Linked DNA regions of Homo sapiens: region 2 is linked to region 1. A link is an interaction called in ENCODE POLR2A ChIA-PET data of the cell type or tissue named here. Cell type or tissue: PC-3. All regions are shown on one strand. Links, peaks and the distances in the headings refer to the core of each region. The heading gives the core; the rest is flanking DNA.

Region 1 (8,055 bases), core at 1,911-6,910:
AGGAGCAGTGAGCTAACATATATAAACTGACTTTCCCAAAATCAAATTGTTGTGGAGTTGTATTTATTGCAGTTATAGACATGTAGTGAACCCTATGCAACTGAATGCCCACAGTGCTCCTTATTAATTTGATATCTACTCCTCCTGATGAGATTCCAGTTCCTAGGTCAAGTTGATTTTTAAGTCAGTCACATCCTTATATGTTCTACAGCTTGGTTATCTTGTAATAGCCTCTTGTATTCTTCAAAGCAATCCCCCTTATATATCTAATATTTTGAAAATTCAGAATATGAGCCCTGTATAAAATATAGAGCCTTAAAATGTTCCAAAAATATCTAAAATTGGAGAATTGTCACTCTGAAATGGGAAAGAGAAATGCGGATGTAATTAGAATTCTGAGACTCCCAAGAGTCAGCCTTAGACAAGTAGAGGGAGCAGAACCTATGCTATTAGATCTGTGAATGAGTTCAGCCCTCCACTTACTGCTAGTGTAACTCAAGGTAAATATGGACCTAACTGCTCTGTTTTCTGATCTATGTATTGAATGGAGCCCATAATAGCTACATCAATATTTTATTGTGAGTGCTAAATTAGATCACATATATAAAGGTCCTTGTGTCCTGGCATATAGCTGACTGTCAATATTAATCCCCTTTTCATTAATTTTTAAAGACTAACATTTGTCCTTAGTCCCCAAATTTTGCAAAAGACTTTGAACTTTTTTTCCTTATCAATAACTTCCCCATGGTTGTATAGGATAAAACTGTAAATGTTTTTCATAAGTTTACACATTCACCTGCGACAAGACTAAATCTTAAGCAAGGATCTCAGTTTTTCAATTAAGACCAAACCATAAATTCTCATGATTATAAGTATATAATATACTGAATATTATATATAATATAATACTTTATAAAATATTTATATGGCAACATCTATACTATATAAACTACATGTATTACTTATATGTACTATATCTTTAAATACAAAAATCTCAGTGGGATGAAATTGTCATTAATGAGAAGTAAAGGGAAGTGAGATAGAATGCAAAAAAATAGCAGATAAATATTTCCATCAGCTCATATTTAGAATAAGAGCTATTTTGAGTCATAAAAGGATGATGAATTGCTTACACTTTTTATATTATTCTCTCCATCACAGTGAAAATATAAATGATCAATGCATATATAATGTGGTTCAATTGTAATTTGCCCAAAATAAGCAATTCGGCAAAAGAGCAAAAACCAAAATTCAGGTCTTCAGGTTGCAAGTCCCATACCAATGACTTTCATGCTCCTAACACCTGCATTCTGATTATACCCAATTAATGCAACACTCTCATTTCACTATCCCTCTGCTTATCTATGTTTTCACACAGGCAACTATGGAGAAAGTGGGATGGAAGCCTTCAAAGATATGTCAGCGAAGGAAGGGATTTGCATCGCCCACTCTTACAAAATCTACAGTAATGCAGGGGAGCAGAGCTTTGATAAGCTGCTGAAGAAGCTCACAAGTCACTTGCCCAAGGCCCGGGTGGTGGCCTGCTTCTGTGAGGGCATGACGGTGAGAGGTCTGCTGATGGCCATGAGGCGCCTGGGTCTAGCGGGAGAATTTCTGCTTCTGGGCAGGTGAGTGATAATAAGAAAATTTACATGGAGTTAATACCAGGAATTTGGCAGCACTGAAGGGTAGCTTTTAGTGTATGATAAAAAATTCTTTCAAAGCTTAATCTGTGCAGTGGAAATAGAGCTTAAATTTCATAACGCACCTGTGCCTGGAGAAAATCATGGAAAATAAGTAGATCCGCCATGTGCTGATTAATAGTAACAGGAATCAACAAATGAAGATGATGCATCTTTAAGTCCTAAAAACCATGACTGTAAGGTAATGAAATGGATTTTTATATGCTTGAGTAATTCACTTGGAAAGTAAACATGACTCAAACTCATAGTTGCTTTTAAAGCTGATTTTGAGAATGACTACATGAGCTTGGTTTATAATGTTGAATCATAGAATTTTGGGTTTGAAAATGAGGGATTGCTTTCAGAGCACATTTTTAAAGCATTAGAAAATTGGCTTGTTATTTTATATCACAAAAATGTAGGTGCCTGGTGACCTACATTGTTTCTAGACAAGATACCAAAATACCAGCTTCTACAGAGATTGACTTTAATTATCTGGATAATTCACTTGATTGACACAACTCAGCACATTCCCTGTTGTTGTGGCTGAATCAGTGTATTAGTCAAATTCTCCAGAGAAATAAAACCAAAAGTATATACATATATAATAAAAAATATGCATATATGTGTCCTGCACACATATATATGTGTATGTATAAATTTGTGTGTGTGTGTATATACATATGTGTGTGTGTATATATATATATACACATATGATATTTACTACAAGGAATTGGTTCATGTGATTAAAGACCCAAGAGAGCCAATATGTAGTTTCAATCCAAGTCCAAAGGTCTTAGAACTATGAAAGTTGATAATATTAATTTGCAGTCTGAAAGTTGGTAGGCTTGCAATTCAAGATGAGCCAATGTTTCAGTCCAAGTCTGAAGACTGAAAAAGACCGATGTCCATCTCATGCTATCAGGCAAAAAACATTACCTCTTAGCCTTTTAATACTATTCAGGTCTTCAGTTGATTGTTTGAAGTCCATCCATATTAGAGAGGGCAATCTGCTTTACTCAGTCTACTGCTTCAAATGTTAATTTCATCCAGAACACTCTCACAGACACAGGCAGATTAATGTCTGTTAAAATGTCTGGGCACTCATAGCCCAGGCACTAGACACATAAAATTAACTATCATAATTAGTAAGACAACATCGTAGTTTTGAATGTGTGAATGAGGTGCACTTCTGAGATGGTAACACTGGAACTTATAAGTGGTAGGGAAGCTGCTTCTTCATTGCATACCTTTAAAACATTATGTACCATATATCTTTTTATTAACACGTAGCCAGTGTAAAGAACAGCAAAAACCTTAGAATCCACTGCATCTTTCTCAGGATTTCTGCCCCAAATAGAGAGCCAAGTCACTTGTTATTAACTTTTGATGGCTTATTAAGGGAAATGTACTTCCTTCATTTTCCAAATGCTTAACTGACCGTCTGTGATCAGACTTAGCTCCAGCTGGGATACATTTTATGACAGCCATTTTATGTACCCAATTCTTTTCTGTCCGATCTGATGGCAATAGATTGATGGGGCTATTTTGGTATGAGGCCACACATCCTTCAATAAAAATGATATTGAGTGAGATTCCTTTTTTATCAATGTCATATATTTTGTCAAAATCGTCGCTAGTTGGCAGGAATGATGTACCAGTTAGTTTCATACAACCCACAAACATGCCAACTGCCAATATTCTTATACTGTATTCTGAAGTGCAGTGTTACCACTGCAGTAAAAATAACAGAAAAGAAAAAAAATCTAGCTTTAAGTAGTTCTGTTTTTCTGATAGGGAATAAAGAATTCCACGATTCCTATCTGCTCCATTTGCCAGCATTAATAAGAAAAATCAGCAGCATTTGTTTTCAGTCATATGGTGTATTTGCCAAAAAGCAAATGTTCTTTGATCCCATGTACACTAAGTAAATAGATTGGCTTTTATAATATTTGCCATTTTCCATGTATGATTTTATTTCCAGAAGCATTGCAAAATTTTATATTTTGGGTATTTTAAAATCTATTTTGTATATGATAAACATAGAGTTCTTTCCATATCATTTAATTCATGGAATACTAAATTTATAGCCTCTAGTTAGATTTTTTTTATCCCCACATTAACTGGCTATTTAGTAATTTGACATTTACTTGAACATCAGTTCATTTCATTTTTGAGCAGTTTTGTTAGGTCTTCCTTACTCCAAATTTTAAAACTGTCTCCCTGCAGTTTCTGCCTCTTGGCCCATGTTTTTTTTTCTTTAAAAGTAACGTGATGCTCTTTCAAATATTTGGGAACAACAGTGTGGTCCTCAGTACTCTCCAACTTCTCTTTGAAATATCCTAACTTCTTCCAACTATCTTAGTGAGATGGCACTGTGGGTGTTAATAAAACCACTTATCAGAACCATTTATAGGACCATTTATCAAATACTTTGTGCCAATTACTGTGCTAAGCACTTTACATGTATTGTTTCATTTAATCATTATTTGACAAATGTTGAGTGTTTACTATATGTAAAAGTGCTTGAAATAAATCAATGAGCAAAAAAACAATAATTATTGCCCTTATGATACTTACAGATAAGTTAGATAGAAGGTCATATAAGTGTTATGAAAAAACCCATATCTAAGAACAACCTAAATATTAAGTACTATTCTATTTTATACACAGGAGTTCTAAGTAAGACTCAATAAATATTGATGTGTGAAATGGAACAGAAAAGCAAAAGTTAATAGTTTGTAAGAAAAAGTTTACATCTACTAACTCTAATTTTACAAATGAGGAAACTGATACCTCCAAAATTTGGATGACACAATTACCCAACTACCATAACTTATAATCCAGTGTACTTTTCTACTAACTTGTCTTCTGTAGAGTAGAAACAGAGGGGAAGTTATTATTTGATAGCAAACCCTAGGTTCTACATAGAACCTGAGTTTATTTTTTTAAAATTTTAGATAATTCAAATTTTTAATTTTAATTAGTATTTTATATCAGTGCTACCTCCTGAAAATTTTTATTTAGTTCACGCTATAACTTCTTTCAGTATTCTAGTGTTATTTTGTTTACAGATATTCTGAAAATCTCTCTTTTTGCTCCTTCTCTTCCCCAATTCAACTTGAATGAATGGCTTTAGGAACTAGAAGTCAAAGCTATGTGGAAAAAAAAAAAGGCTATATTTAGAGCCTACTAGAAGGTCCACATTTAATAGCTGTAGTTACTTATAAATATCTCCAACTGCCTTAGGTCAACCATGTTTAATAGGTCGTTCAACTTAAGTGCTTGGCAGGACTAAGACAACTCTGCTGCTGAGACAACCTCATCCATCAGCACATCTCACCATCTGTGCTGCACATCAATAGAATGTTAGAATGATACACACCTCACCACTAGGTCTTTCCATTTGAGCTGTGGGTAATCTGCTGTCTCATTGCCAATAAAAATATCCTGTTCAGGTCCCTGAAATAGTCTTGCTAAACACTTTGGCTCTGACAGCAGGCTGAGATCAATAATCTGAACAGTAATGGCATTTCTTAAGGGGCTTATTTTCTAGAATGAATACACTGTCTTGTTCTAGATCTGGGAAAGAATTACTTGAAATACATTATTTAAAAGTTAGAAATTTAAATAAGACTTGGAAACAACTAGTTTTTAGCAAATTAACAACTGAAAAGATAGTTTCATTTGATCTATAATTAACTTTATTTGAATAATTTGAGAATATTCTTTACTACGATGATTATTACAAAGCCACAAAAAGGAAATGTACTTAAATTTCAAAAGTACTTGAGGATTATAAGAAGCATTTCTTAGAGGTCAATCTACATCAATATTTTTCAAAATGGAAATGATAAGAACTTACTGTAAGAAATATCCTTGCCAATGAAATTACAGTTTTTCTAGTCAAACTATGATAGTGGCTATTCCCCAGAGGTAGATATTATTCTTTATCTTTACATGTAGCAAGAATGTCTATTCCAAATTCAGTCATTTTCAAACAAGTATACAGGCATTCCTTGGAGAAAATGTGCGTTTGATTTCAGACCACCACAATAAAACAGTATCACAATAAAAATCACACAAATGTTTTGTTTTCCCAATTCATATAAAAAGTGGGGGGGGGCGCGGTGGTTCATGCCTGTAATCCCAGCACTTTGGGAGGCAGAGGCGGGTGGATCATGAAGTCAGGAGATCAAGACCATCCTGGCTAACACGGTGAAACCCCGTCTCTACTAAAAATACAAAAAAGTAGCCGGGTGTCGCGGCGTGCGCCTGTAGTCCCAGCTACTCTGGAGGCTGAGGCAGGAGAATGGCGCAAACCCGGGAGGCAGAGGTTGCAGTGAACTCAGATTGCGCCACTGTCCTGCAGCCTGGGCGACAGAGCGAGACTCTGTCTCAAAAAAAAAAAAAAAAAAAAAAAAAAAAGTTATGTTTATACTGTACTGTAGCCTAATAAGTGCACAATAGAATTATGTCTAAAAATATATAAATCTTAATTCAAATATACTTTATTGCTAAAAAAAAAAAGCAAGTGATCATCTGAGCCTTCAGTGGGTTAGATTCTTTTTGCTAGTTGAGGGTCTTGCCTCAATGTTGATGGCTGCTGACTGATTAGGGTGGCAATTGCTGAAGGTGGCAGTGGCTGTGGCAATTTCTTAAAATAAGACAACAATGAAGTTTGCCACATCAAATGAGTCTTCCTTTCACAAAAGGAAGTGGTATTTATCTGTAGCATGAAATGTTGTTTGATGGCATTTTACCCGCGTTAGAACTGCTCTTAAAATTGGAGTCAGTCCTTTCAAATTCTATCACTGCTTTATCTACTAAGTTTAGGTAATATTCTAAATTCTTTGTTGTCATTTCAACAATGCTTATAGCAACTTCACCAGAGTATATTCCGCCTCAAGAAACCACTTTCTTTGCTGATCTATAAGAAGCAATTCCTCATCCATTTAAGATTTATCATGAGATTGTAGGAGTTCAGTCCCATCTTTGAACTCACTTTCTAATTCTAGTTCTCCTGCTCTTTTCACTACATCTTCAGTTATTTCCTTGACTGGAAGTATTGGAACATCTCAAAGTCATCCATGAGGGTTGGAATCACTTCTTCCAAACTCCTGTTGCTGATATTTTTACCTTCTCTCATGACTCATGAATGTTCTTAATGACACCTAGAATGGTGAATCCTTTCCAGAAGGTTTCCAACTTACTTTGCCCATATCCATCTGAGGGATTACCATCTATGACAGTTATGGCTTTATGAAATGTATTTTAGAAATAATAAGACATGAAAGTCAAAATTACTTGTTGATTCATAGGCTGAAGAATGGATATTGTGTTAGCAGGCATGTAAACAACACTAAACTCCATGTATGTCTCCATCAGACCTCCTGGCTGGCCGGGCACATTGTCAATTATTAGCAGTAGTATTTTGAAAGGATTTTTGTATATATATATATGTGTGTGTGTGTGTGTGTGTGTGTGTGTGTGTAGTAATTCTGAAAAGTAGACTTAAAATATTCAGTAAACCATGCTTTAAAGAGATGTGTTGTCACCCAGGCTTTGTTTTTTTCATTTTTGGAACACAGTAATACATGTAACATAATTCATAAGTTTCCTAGTCTTCTCAGAATGGAAATGATTGTTGGCTTCCACTTCAAGTCACCAGTTTTATTATCTCCTCATAGAAGAGTTAGTCTGTCCTTTGACAATCTGAAGCAAGGCCTTGACTTCTCCTCTCTAGCTGAGAAAGTGTTAGATGGCATCTTCTTCCAAAAAAAGGCTGTTTTGTCTGCATTGAAAATATGTTGTTGAAACTTCTCTATCAGTCTGCACCTGCTGCTTCACCCAGCACTTTGATGTTACAGAGACAGTTTCCTGTCTTCAACCTCGTGAAATAACCTCTGCTAGCTTTACACATCTTCTGTAACTTCCTCCCCTCTCTCAGCCTTTATAGGATTAAAGAGAGTTAAGATCTTGCTCTTGATTAGAATTTTGGTTTACAAGAATGTTGTGGCTGACTTGATCTTCTATCAAGACCATGAAAACTTTCTCCACATCAGCAATAAGGCTGTTTCTCTTTCTTATCATTTCTCTATATTCACAACTTGGCTGTTTTTTGCAACAGGCCTAATTTTTGGCCTATATTTGCTTCCACCTTACCTTCCTCATTAAGTATAATCATTTCTAGCTTTTGATTTAAAGTTAGAGACTTACAATTCTTCCTTTCACTTGAGCATTTAGCCATTGTAGGGCTATTAATTAGCCTAATTTCAATACTGTTGTGTCTCTAGGGTTAGGGAGGCCTGAGGAGAGGGAGAGAGACGGAAGTACAGCCAGTGGGTAGGACAATCAGAACATACCACCCTCA
Region 2 (8,055 bases), core at 1,443-6,442, 220 kb after region 1:
CTATTTCTGGATATATATCCAAAGGAAATGAAACCAGTATATCAAAGAGGTATCTGTACCCAATGCTCATCACAGCATTAGCTGCAATAGCCAAGAGGTGGAAATAATCTAAATGCCAAAGGATAAGCTTTTTAACAAATGCTACTGAAAAATTTTTATATCCACGTGCCCTTCCTCCCCACCAAAATTCAGTCTACACCTTGCAACGTAGAGTCATGTGCTACATAACGATTCAGTAAACGATGGTCCACATATACAACAATGGTCTCATCACATTATAATGGCGCTGAAAAATTATTGTTGCCTAGTGATGTCATGGTGCAACACATTACTCATATGTGTGGTGATGCTGATGTAAATAAACCCTGTGCACTGCCAATTGCATGAAAGTATGGCACATACAATTATGTATACAACATAATTTTGAAAATAATAACGTTTATGTATTTACTATTATATATTTTTATCATTACTTGGGAGTGTACTCCTTCTACTTATAAGAAATAAAAAGTCAACTGTAAAACATCCTCAGGCAAGTCCTTCAGGAGGTGTTCCAGAAAGTATTGTTATCATAGGAGATAACAGCTCCGTGTGTTATTGCCCCTGAAGACCTTCTGGTAGGATGAGATGTGGAGGTGGGAGACAGTGATATTGATGATCCTCACCCTGTGCATGCCTAGGCTAATGTGTGTAGGTATCTTGGTTTTTAACAAAAACATTTAAAAAATAAAAAATAGGAAAAGATTATGGAATAAGAATATAAAGAAGAAAATATTTTGTGCAGCTATACAATGTGCTTGTGTTTTAAGCTATGTGTTATTACAAAAGAGTTGAATAGTTAAAAATAAATTAAAAGTTTATAAAGTAAATGTTACAGTAAACTATGGTGAATTTGAAGAAAGAAAAATAATATTTTTTATAAATTTAGTGTAGCCTAAGGGTGTATTGTTTATAAAGTCATAGTGGCATACAGTAATGTCCTAGGCCATCACATTCCCTCACCCTCACTCACTGACTTGCCCAGAACAACTTCCAGTCCTGCAAGCTCTATTCATTGTAAATATCCTATAGAAGTATACCATTTTAAAACCTTTTATGTCACACTTCTGCTGTACTTTGTCTACATTTAGATATACAAATACTTACACCTTTGTATAATTGCCCACAGTATTTAGTACAGTAACATGCTGTACAGGTTTGTAGCTTAGGAGAAACCAGCTATATCATATAGCTTATGTATTTAGTAGGTTGTGCATAACCACCCTCTAAGATGTTCAAACAGTGATGAAATTGCCTAACAGCACCTTTCTCAGAACATATCCTTGTCATTAAGTGATGTATGAATGTATATAAAAATTAACTAAAAATTAATTTTAGCTAGTTACGGTGGCTCGTGTTTATAATCTCAGCACTTTGGAAGGCCAAGTCAAGAGAATCATTATAGGCCAGGAGTTCAAGACCAGTCTAAGCAACAAAGTGAAACTACCCCCTGCCTCTTTACAAAAACTAATAATAAAAAAATTTAGTCAGGTAATTGGGCACAGTAGTGCCTGCCTATAGTCCCAGCTACTCGAGAGGCCAAGGCAGAAGGATTGCTTGAGCCCAAGAGTTCAGCACTGTAGTAAGCTATGATTGCACCACTGCACTCCATCCTGAGTTACAAAGCAAGAATCCATCTCAAAAAATGAAAATTATAGATATAAATGTGAAACCTAAAACTATAAAATATCTATAAGAAAACATGAAAACCCATTCATGACCTTATGTTAGAAAAGGTTTCTTATACGCGACAGCAAAACACGATCAGTAGAAGAAAAAATGACTGTGTTGGACTTCATCAAAATTAAAAACACTTGCTCTGTAATGAGAATGGAAAAGAAAAGGCACAGATTGGAAGAATTTCTATATAATTTACCTATAATTGGGGTAGATGAGAAATTCTTAAAAAATAATAACAATGCAGTTTTTAAAATGAGCAAAATGAAAAGCCATTTCTTTTAGTCATTTTTAATTTTTGTGGTTTATGTGTTTACAGGATACATGACCCAATAAGTGCATAGTGGTATCTTATTGTGGTATAAATGTTCACTTTCCTAATGATTACTGATATTGAGCATCTCCTATACCTATCTGCCAACCATACATCTTCTTTGATAAAATGACTATTCAAAACATGCTTGTTCAAAATATTGATGAACACTCATTTCATCAAAGAAGATATAAGGATTGCAGATAAGTACAGGAGAAGATGCTCAATATGATTAATCATTAGGAAAACAAAAATTTATACCACAATAAGATAACACTATGCACTTATTAGTATGGATAAAATTATAAAGCCTGGTCATATCAAATGTTGGGAAGAATGTTGAGGAACAAATATTCTCACGTACTGTTGATGAGAATATAAAATGCTATAACCATTTTGGAAAATAGTTTGATAGTTTCTTAAAAAGTTAAACATATACCCACCATGTGGTGCAGCCATTCTACTCCTAAGTATTTAAGGAATAATGTTCAAAATGATGTTATTTGTAATAGCTCAAACGCCAAAAAACCTAAATATTCACCAACAGGTGAAAGAATACACAAACTGTGATATATTCATGTAATGGAATATTACTCATCTACATAAAGGAATGACCAATTAATACACCCAACAACACAGCAAAAATCAAAATAATTATGAGTCTAAGTAGCCAGAAAAGCCAAGGCAGGAGGATCACTTGAGGCCAGGAGCTCGAGATCAACCTGGGTAACATAGGGAGACCCCGACTCTACAAAAAAATAGAAACATTGGCCAGGTGTGACAGCGCATACCTATAGTCCTAGGTGCTTGGGGGTCTGAGGCAGGAGGATCGCTTAAGCCTGCAGTGAGCTAGGATTGCACCACTGCACTCCAGCCAGGATGAAGGAGTTAGATCCTGCCAAAAAAAAAAAAAAAAAAAGTACATACTGTGTGATTCAATCTCTATGAAACTTTAGAAAATGCAAAGTAATCTAGAGTGACAGAAAGCAAATCAGTGGTTGCCTGGGGATGGGAATGGGGAGTGATGGATTACAAAGGTGCGGGAGGAACGTCGTGGAGGTGATGGATATGTTAAGTATCTTGACTTTTGTGTGGTTTCATGAGAGTATACATGTGTGAAAACTTATCAAAGTGTTCAGTTTCAATATGTGCAGTTTATTCTATGTCAATAGTACTTTAATAAACCTGTTCAGAAATGTATAAGGACAAATATCTATTTGTCCTTTTATACATATATATCTATAAAACATAAAATAATCCTCTTTCAGACTTATTTCTCAGGCTTCAAAGAATTCTAGCAAATAACCAAGTCCCTTATCTCTCATATCTTTTGTGATTTTGATGTCTGTAACCAAATGGAAATTTACTTTACAAAGGGATGTTCTTCTCCTCCTGCTTTTAATCCCTAAGCTTATCCCTTTTGAGCTGCTCAGTGATTCATTCTCTCCCAGTCTCTCAGATGACTCAGGTAAGCCATGCTGTGAAATGAACAGGAGTGAGAGCTTTGGAGTGATCACTTATGTTAAATTCAGCTCCACCATTCACTCACTCTGTAACCGGGGGCCAGTTACTTAGCCCTGCCTTCTTCATTTATACAACTCAGACAATAATTATATTTTAGAGTCATGATGGGGATAAAATGGCATGATATAGGTAAAGATCCTATGAAAGGATCTCAAGAAATGTTATATTAAAACTTTACACTTACAATCGATTGTGCTTTAGAAAATATTTGCATTTAGGTTGTTGTGGAAAAGAAATACAATATGTGGTATTAGTAAATATATATCCCAATAATATCTAGGCTAGGAATGATGATTTACAGCATATTACTAGAATATAACATTTAATATAAAAACAAAAAACAGATGTTTCCTCTGCCTATTCATAACCTTATTCTTCATATGCATGTAGGTGTTTTGGTACGGTATACCTGTTTTATAACAGGTGCCATTCTCTAAGATATTATAAAAAGCTAACTTTAATTTCAATTTTATGGCTGAGTGTCAGATGCTATATATGAGTTTGCCCACATCACCATGACAACTATGTGGGAAGGTTTTTGCCACAGCCCTCATGGTTGGCCTAGTGTTTTGACATTTCAGTAATTGCCAGTGTCACTACCTTTAAAAATTACAGAGAACTGACACCTAGTCCAGATGGCTACTAAATAAAGAAACCGCTGTCCCCACAGCTGTGACATGGTACTGAAGACAGGAGAGCCTTCTATCAAAGATATGGTCACTAAGAAATGATGTGAAAGATCTTGACTTATAAAATATAATAAATGGCTGGGCACAGTGGCTCATGCCTGTAATCCCAGCACTTTGGGAGGCCGAGGTGGGCAAATCACCTGAGGTCACGAGTTCGAGACCAGCCTGACCAACATGGAGAAACCCCGTCTCTACTAAAAATACAAAATTAGCCAGTCATGGTGGTGCATGCCTGTAACACTAGACACTTGGGAGGCTGAGGCAGGAGAATGGCTTAAACCCGCGAGGCAGAGGTTGCAGTGAGCCAAGATCGCACCATTGCACTCCAGCCTGGGCAACAAGAATGAAACTCCATCATAATATGTGTGTGTGTGTGTGTTTGTGTGTGTGTGTGTGTGTGTGTGTGTGTGTGTGTATTACATTAGTAAATTATTATTAAGCCCTTTGCAACATTGGGCAACCCTGGAGTGGAATACAAGGCAAATATATGATCTAGTACTTAACTTCAGGGTCTCTACATTCTGCTAAGGAATAAAAGATATACTAAAAGATTAAAACTAGAAGAGTCATTTATCCCTTCAGCAAATACTTATTGAATAACTACTATGTATCAGTAGGCATTTTAGATACTGGAGTTACAGAAGTAAACAAAACAGACAAAAATTCTTGCCTTCGTGGAACATACATTCCTGTTAGGGGAGACAGAGTAAAACAAAATAGATAAGTGAAATATATACTATATTAGATGGTGATAATTACTGGAAGAAAAATAAATCAGGGAGATAGGATTTAGAATGTTGGGGAGGGTGACCTTACTGAAGAGAGAAACTTTGTATAAAGCCCAGAAAGTGAGGAAGGTGTGACCCAAGTCGTTAAGGGAGAAGATGATTTCAGGAGAAGGAAATCACAGGAATAAAGCCTGGAGAGGTGTGGGAACTGTCATAGGTAAGGAAACAGATGGGAGACCAAAGTGGCTGGAGCAAAGTAAGTTGGGGAAACAAGTAGAAGATAATGTCAAAGAGGTCACAGAAGGTGAGATCTTGGAAAGCTGTGTGGGCCACTGTGCTGACTTTGGCTTTTACTCAATTGAGACATGAAGCCACTAGAGGACTTAGACAAAGACAGGACTTGAACTGGCCTTTTTTGTAGCAGATAACATTGACTGCCATGGAGCTGTAAGCAGATTGTCTGATTATCAAACATCACTGGAATGTGTGAGTCAAAGAGTAAGTCATGGAAGTCTGTGGACAGGAGAAATCAGTTCAGGTCAGAGTATCCAAGGGCAATTGGAGGAGACAGCATGGGTATCCTGTGGGTAAGCGAGTGTGGTATGGGTAAGTGGCCAAGTAGAGAGAATAGCCTGAGGAAATAGGGAAGTGGAGCTGGAGTAGAAGAGTCCATCATGAAGAGGTTTTCTATTTGTCCGTGATCAATAAAGAAGGCATTCTAATTCCCAAAACCCTCTACCTCTGGAGGGGGTCTCAGAATTTGCCTGCCATGTTCACAGACAGAAATGGATTAGGAAGATTAAAACAAGGAGAGAAGACACTATACATAGGTAGAAATAAAGTGGGATAGGTAAGGTGCAGCTGACTATAGATATGTACGGCGCATAGCTGACATATTTGAGCTAGAGAATGAATACCAATGCAAAGTTGTTGGGTATTACTGAGCATAGCCCTGCCATGGAATTCTACTAAAGAAGGTCTGGTTATTTGAAGGAATTTTATGTTAAAAGAATTTTGCCGCTACCAATAGACCCAGGGCAAATGCCTTTTCAGGGTCCTTCTTCCAGAATAATAACCATCAGATCCAGATATCAAATTCCTTCAGGTGCTGAAGCTTTGGTATGGCAAAGATAGGCTAGATGTTCAGCAAATCCATTTCCTTTTCCTGAGCACATAGGAAAGCACCATTTACAAACCTACTTTGCAGTACCTGACTAGAATTAGTTGATAGAATATGAGCTAAAGTGATGTGTGCTACTTAGAGGCCTGCGTTCTAAAAATTCACAAAAGATCCTGGTCTCAATCTCCCTCCTACATTCATGTGACTAGAAAAAAAGGGATCCAAAGATGGCAAAATCATGTGTTAGAAAGAGCTTGGCTCTCTGAGTCACTTAAAAGACTCAGGAGCACTTCACAATCTACATTAGATTGTGATATAAGCAAGAAATAAACTTTTATTGTATTAAGCTACTGGTTATTTGAGTCTGTTGTCATAGCAGCTACTGTTAATTACCCTGACTTGATATACCTTTCTCCTGCTCCTGATGGACAGCAGCAGGGCTTTGTCATGATATGTAAATGCCAATCTACACCAAAGTGACTACAAGAGTTAAAGGATCCATCTGTTACCATAGTGATTCCCACTGACCCTGCCAATTCAATTTATTTTGGAATAGATCCAGGATATTTGAGCTGTTGCTTGGAAAACATTTTACTGATCAGCTCAAGGGTTCATGACTATCAGAGCAGATATTAAATATAACCTAAATGGCACATGATTTCTTTCCAATGAAGTATTGATACAAATTCAAGGCATGAGTTAAATTTCTTTCATATCTTCTTTATCAAATTATCACTTCTTACATCCATTAAGCAAGATTCTGAACTGGTTTTAAGAGTTACAAGAGAGGAGGCCAAGAATAGTTAGCGGTTAATCTCTTCCATCAGGTATTTTATAATTTATCTGGGAATACCTTCAATACAAGGTTACACATGATAAGTAGAAAATAGTTGAAATGTGACTTAAGGGCTCTAGGCATTAGAGAAGTAGAGAATGCATGCATCTGGGGAAATTAGGGATTAATGACATAGCTAGTCTTTGAGTTGAATCCTGAAGTTTAGTTGGGCTGTGAGACAGGGAGTTGGAGGCAGAGTATTTCAAGCTTAAACAGTTTGGCAAACTGAATAATGGAGTTGAGAAAATACATGTCCTACTCAGTGTCATAGATTGTAACAAATAAGGCTGGGAATGCAAGTTTGAAAAGATGTTTTTAACCATGCATGCCAAACCATGATTTGGGGAATTTTCTTCTATATCTTAATTGTTGAAGAATTTTGAAGAAAACGAGGTAATCAAAAACCATATTTAAAAATATTAATCTGACAGTATAATTCAGAATTTGTTGGGTGAGGGAGAGATTACCTTTATTTTATTAAGCTGCTGGGAATTTGAGGGTGTCACAGAAGTTATTGTTAGGTGACAGAAGAATGAGGTAAACTTGGTGATCCTCTGCAGGGCTGAAGGAAAGGGAGAAGACAAGGGTGACTTAAAAGATTCAATTTTAGGTGATTGAGAAAATTTTGCAAGTAGAGAAATAGGGAAAGGGGTGAGATTGAGGTACAGAAGATGAGTTCTGCTTAAAATATTTCAAATTTGAAATATGCACATGTGGCTGTTGTACAGCCAATTAGGAGGAGTATATCTGACATCTTAATGACATGCAGTGGTAATGAAGAATCCCTGGTGCAAAATTACTAAGAGTGAATAGAAGGCTAGAAACTATCCCTAATGTGCATCTTTCAGATAGTAACTGCAGGAAAAGCTGGGTCCATCAGACCTAAAATATGTGCCACAAAGAAATTATAGGGTAAACTCATGTATCTCATATTAATAAATGTGATAATGTGATTAAATTGATTGATTTGTGAGTGGTGGGTTTATGGAAATGAAAAGTTATGCACACTGAAGACATCACAGTAAAGTGGTTTTGTACAAGCTTTGGCATTTGACAGGCTAGATTTATATCCTGGCTCTGCCACTTAATAGCTCTATGACACTGGACAAATTGCTTAAACTCTCTTTCTT

The links. Peaks named below come from ENCODE experiments on the same cell type or tissue, not always from the same donor. Only the 100,000 strongest peaks of a DNase experiment are listed, where the experiment ranks them.
Region 2: POLR2A ChIA-PET joins it to region 1 with 6 read pairs; 2 of 35 experiments call an interaction of 5 or more read pairs at or near these places.

What each region holds. Positions count from the first base shown.
Region 1 is chr11:88,843,479-88,851,533 of GRCh38, reverse strand. It overlaps GRM5 (glutamate metabotropic receptor 5), which reads left to right. Exons shown (of 10, transcript NM_001143831.3): 3 at 1,379-1,628. Among named protein-coding and RNA genes, the nearest start is that of GRM5, 220 kb to the left of the region's middle. In PC-3, for the core only: no CTCF peak of the experiment used is centred there; a DNase peak (open chromatin) is centred at 1,933; H3K27ac peaks cover 1,053 bases.
Region 2 is chr11:88,627,141-88,635,195 of GRCh38, reverse strand. All of the region lies in intron 4 of GRM5 (glutamate metabotropic receptor 5), which reads left to right. Among named protein-coding and RNA genes, the nearest start is that of GRM5-AS1, 130 kb to the right of the region's middle. In PC-3, for the core only: no CTCF peak of the experiment used is centred there; a DNase peak (open chromatin) is centred at 3,485.